Linked DNA regions of Homo sapiens: region 1 is linked to region 2. Evidence: read pairs that join two places in POLR2A ChIA-PET (ENCODE). Cell type or tissue: GM12878. All regions are shown on one strand.

Region 1 (2,500 bases), 360 kb after region 2:
GGAAAAGGGACCCGGGATGCCACCACATCATTCTTGCTCAATTTATTACAAAGTCTTCCAGGTTGGAGTCCTGGCTGCACCCCATCCCAGCCTTGTGACCTTAAGCAAAAGTCACTGAACCTTTCTGAGCCTCAGTTTCCTCATCTCTAAAGTGGGACTGAGAGGACCCATGTCACAGGGGACTTATGCTAAACCGAGATGATGTAAAGTTGCTTGCTTAGCAGGGTTCTTTGACACAAGGCAGACTTTCACACCACGGCAGTTAGATGAATATTTTTTCTCTCACTCCTGAAACAGGCTTTGTAGTTCTGGCTCTCCCCTGCTGGGTTCAGTCGGGCTTTCCAAGGGTAGGGCCAGGCCTTTTGTCTGTTCCTAGGCCTACAGTTTCGCAATGGCTGATGAATTGAAAACCCTCATTCATCCATTCACTAAATATTGAGGGCGTGTTTACTACCTTCCAGGCACTGGAGCAGCTGGAATTGGGCAGAGCCAGAGCTACCTGGTTCCCACCTGGAGTCCTGGGCTCACAGCAGGCTGACATATCTCCCTCAATGCTGTCAGGGGTCACTTTTGTGCTGAACCCAATAGTCCCCAGGCTCTGCCTTGCTGACTGGAAGCCGCAGTTGGCACTGTTCTGGCTTTCCTCCTGGGAACTCTTTGGGCGAAAGCAGGAAAAGAGGCCCTGGGGTTCTCTGCAGTGCAAAGGTTAGAGACCTGGCCCAAGGTGGGGCAGGTGAGAAGGAGCAGGAGGTCTGCTCTGCGAGGGCTGGGAAGAGAGAGCAACTGGGCACTGGTGAGCCTCAGGCCCAGCTTTTGCAAAACCCATGCAAATGCCCCCGCCCAGGTGTTACACCTGTGAAGAAACCTGTGTGCCAACATTGTCCCTGTCAGAGATCAGAGGAGCTTTTGAAAGACCTCCTTGCCTGATTGGGGGTGGGGTGGAACTGGGCTGGGGGCTGGGGCCAGGGATAGATACTCCCTGAGCCGGAGGAGACTTTGGAAGCCCCAGTGAGTCAGGGATGAGGCCTGGAGGGCCCTTTGTCAGGGGACTCCAGAGGACCTGGAGGGAAATGCCCCTTCCTTTTGGCCCGTAAGACCCCCAGAATTTCCTTCTAGAGAGTGTGTGTTTGGGTGAGGTGAGCTCCGTGAGGACAGGGACTGGCTCCCTTTCTTCTGTCTCTCCATGGGAAGGCACAGAGCCTGTAGCCATAAATGTGTGCTGAATGAATACGTGAGTGACCAGATTTTCCCCCGGGGGTCTCAGGGCTCCCGTTCCAAGGAGAAGCTCCTTGCCTGCATCCCTATTGCCCGCGCCCCAGTCTATCTTCTTGAATCCCTAACTGGAAGCTTTGGGTCTCCAGGAGTGCTCTCCTGACATTGAGGTAGCCCCGGGAGGTCCCAGTCACCTCTCCCTCCAGCCAGGGTCAGTTCCTTCTTTTCTTTTTTTTCTTTTATTTTGAGACAGAGTCTCACTTTGTCGCCCAGGCTGGAGTGTAGTAGAGCGATCTTGGCTCCCTGCAAGCTCCATCTCCCAGGTTCAAGTGATTCTCCTGCCTTAGCCTCCTGAGTAGCTGGGACTACAGGCGTGTGCCACTATGCCTGGCTAATTTTTGTATTTTCAGTAGAGATGGGGTTTCACCATGTTGGCCGGGCTGGTCTTGAGAAATCCTGACCTCAAGTGATCCACCTGCCTCGCCCTCCCAAAGTGCTGGGATTACGGTGTGAGCCACCGAACCCAGGGCCGATCCTTTTTTTTTTTTTCTGAGACAGGGTCTTGCTCTGTCACCCAGGCTGGAGTACAGTGGTGCGATATCAGCTCACTGCAACCTCTGCCTCCTGGGCTCAAGCAATCCTCCTACCTCATCCTCCCGAGTAGCTGGGACTACAGGTGCATGCCACCACGCCCAGCTAATTTTTGTATTTTTAGTAGAGACGGGGTTTCACCATGTTGGCCGGGATCGTCTCGATCTCTTGACCTCATGATCTGTCTGTGTTGGCCTCCCAAAGTGTTGGGATTACAGGAGTGAGCCACCGCGCCCAGCCTGGGGCCAGTTCTTATCCCCTAAAGATTCCCACCCTCACCCCGCAGCCAGGTTGCCTCCTGCAGCCTGCAGCCCTCAGCGACTCCAAGTCCTCTGCAGCTGGTGGTGTAGCCAGCTCTCAATGCCTGTCTCCACCAAGTGACCAGCCAGCAGTGTGTTTGGCAGCTCACTGAGGAGGCCCACCAGGTGGGCTGCTGGGAGCCAGCCCCTTGCGTGGGGCCTGGCGCGGGTGCTGACACCCACCTCCACCCCCCGCTTTGCTGAATGAGTGAGGATAGATGTTGGGGAGACAGGACCAAAGCTTGGGATGAGTCAGGCCGGCTAGGGCCAGGATGTGTGACTGGGGCCCAGGGAGATGATGTTTGCTGGCAGTGCCCTGTTCCAGCCGCACTGGAGCCCTTACTTTCCCTGGGTGACTGCCCTATTCCCAGCTTGGTTCTCTGTCTTTGTGAGCGGGG
Region 2 (2,500 bases):
ACTAAAAATACAAAAATTAGCCGGGCATGGTGGTGGGCGCCAGTAGTCCCAGCTACTTGGGAGGCTGAGGCAGGAGAATGGCATGAACCCAGAGGTGGAGCTTGCAGTGAGCCGAGATCACACCACTGCACTCCAGCCTGGTCAATAGAGCGAGACTCCGTCTCAAAAATAAACCAGTTCAAACAATTATGTAATGAACATCCTTGGAAAAGTTTTAAGCAGGTAAGTGATAGGATCAGATTTGCTTGTTTAAAATGTCACTCTGAATATGTAAGCTGCTGAAATCTGAACAAGATCTATGGATTGTATCAATATCAATTTCCTGGCTGTGGATATTGTACTATTGTGCAAGATGTTGCCACTGAGGAAATGAGAAGGAAACCAGGTGAAGAGTACATGGAATCTGTCTATATTATTTCTTATAATGCATGTGAATCTATAATTATCTCAAAATAAAAAATTTAATTAAAAAATTGAGGCCCGGCATTGTGGCTCACGCCTGTAATCCCAGCACTTTGGGAGGCTGAGGCAGGTGGATCACCTGAGGTCAGGAGTTCGAGACCAGCCTGGCCAACATGGTAAAACCCCTGTCTCTACTAAAAATACAAAAAATTAGCCAGTTGTGGTGGCAGGCACCTGTAATTCCAGCTACTTAGGAGGCTGAGACAGGAGAATCACTTGAACCCAGGAGGCAGAGGTTGCAGTAAGCTGAGATTGCGTCACTGCACTTCAGCCTGGGAGACAAGAGCAAAACTCTTGTCTCCAAAATAAAAAAGAAAAAAAACACACGTATTAGGATAATTAGTATCAAAATAACAGAAAATAACAAGTGTTGGCAATAATGTGTGAAAACTGGAATGCTTCTGCACTGCTGGTGGGAATGTAAAATGGGGCAGCTACTATGGGAAACAATATGGAAGTTCCTAAAACACTAAAAATAGAACTATCCTATGACCCAACCATCTCACTTCTGGTTTTACAGCCAAAATAATTGAAAACAGGATCTCAAGGAGATATTTCCACACTATGCTTACAGCAGCACTAGTTGTAATAGCCAAGAGGTCAAAAGCAACCCAAGTGTCCACTGACAAATGGATAAAGAAAATGAGGTATATACATACAACGGAATATTATTGAGCCTTAAAAAGGAAGGAAATTCTGACACATGCTACAACATGGTTGAACCTTGAGAACATCTTATTAAGTGAAATAAGCCAGTCCCCAAAACACAGATACTATGTGATTCTACTTACATGAGTTGTCTATAGTAGTCAAATTCATAGAAACAGAAAGTAGAATAGTGGTTGTCAGGGGCTGGGGAGAGGGAAATACAGAGGTGTTAGTTTCATGGGTATAGTTTCACTTTTGCAAGCTAAAAAAATTCCGGAGAGCTCTTCCATAACAATGCGAATTTAACTAACGGTACTTAACTCTATACTTAGAAATGGTTAAGATGGTAAATTTTGGCCAGGCACAGTGGCTCACGTCTGTAATCCCAGCACTTTGGGAGACCAAGCCAGGTGGATCACTTGATGTCAGGAGTTCGAGACTAGCCTGGCCAACATGGTGAAACCCTGTCTCTACTAAAAATACGAAAATTAGCCAGGTGTGGTGGTACACGGCTGTAGTCCCAGCTGCTCAGGTGGCTGACGCAGGAGAATTGCTTGAACCCAGGAGGCAGAGGTTGCAGTGAGCCGAGTTCACACCACTGTACTCCAGTCTGGACAACAGGGTGAGACTCTATGCAAAAAAAACAAAAAAAAAAAACAACAAAAAAAAGGAAAGGGGAGCCAGGCATGGGTGTGGTGGCTCACGCCTATAATCCCAGCACTTTGGGAGCTGAGGCTGGTGAATCACCTGAGGTCAGAAGTTTGAGACCAGCCTGGCTAACATGGTGAAACCCTGTCTCAACTAAAAATACAAAAATTAGCTGGGCGTGGTGGCGCATGCCTGTAATCCCAGCTACTCGGGAGGCTGAGGCAGGAAAATAGCTTGAACCTGGGAGGCGTAGGTTGCAGTGAGCCAAGAATGCACCATTGCACTCCACCCTGTGCAACAAGACAAAACTCTGTCTCAAAAAAAAAAGATGGTAAATTTTATCTTATGCATTTTTTTACCATACACACAAACAGACAAAACTAGAGGAGAGCTAGTTAAAAAAAAAAAAAAAATCACTCTAGCTGCCACTAGGTTTGAAGGGGCTCTGCTAGTGGCAGGAAAGTCTCCTAGCAGGATGTTCTTTTGTCTTGATGAGAAGTGCTGGGGCATGAACAAAGGCAGTGCCCTGGATCCCCAAAGACTGTGAAAGATTGAATTATTTGTCCCTTGTAATATAATTATCCACCCACATCCTTGCCATGGTGGACAGAGAATACTTTCCCACCTTTTGATTTTGTGTTTGGCCATGTGACTTGCTTTGGCCAGTAGGAAACTTGTGAACCTGACATGAGAAGTTTTGAAATGTGCTTGCTCAGTTGGACATGCCTTCTCATGCTGCAGT

What was found. Peaks named below come from ENCODE experiments on the same cell type or tissue, not always from the same donor. Only the 100,000 strongest peaks of a DNase experiment are listed, where the experiment ranks them.
Region 1: POLR2A ChIA-PET joins it to region 2 with 6 read pairs; 1 of 35 experiments calls an interaction of 5 or more read pairs at or near these places.

The regions. Positions count from the first base shown.
Region 1 is chr15:74,771,838-74,774,337 of GRCh38, reverse strand. No RefSeq gene overlaps it. Among named protein-coding and RNA genes, the nearest start is that of CSK, 9.0 kb to the left of the region's middle. RefSeq lists enhancers at 99-676, 1,633-2,346, 2,347-2,500. In GM12878, no CTCF peak of the experiment used is centred here; no DNase peak of the experiment used is centred here; H3K27ac peaks cover 16 bases.
Region 2 is chr15:75,129,940-75,132,439 of GRCh38, reverse strand. It overlaps LOC124903530 (a long non-coding RNA gene), which reads right to left and starts at 1,504. Exons shown (of 2, transcript XR_007064721.1): 1 at 1,254-1,504. RefSeq lists enhancers at 995-1,244, 1,415-1,474, 1,515-1,704. In GM12878, no CTCF peak of the experiment used is centred here; DNase peaks (open chromatin) are centred at 1,349 and 1,674; H3K4me3 peaks cover 749 bases; H3K27ac peaks cover 2,358 bases.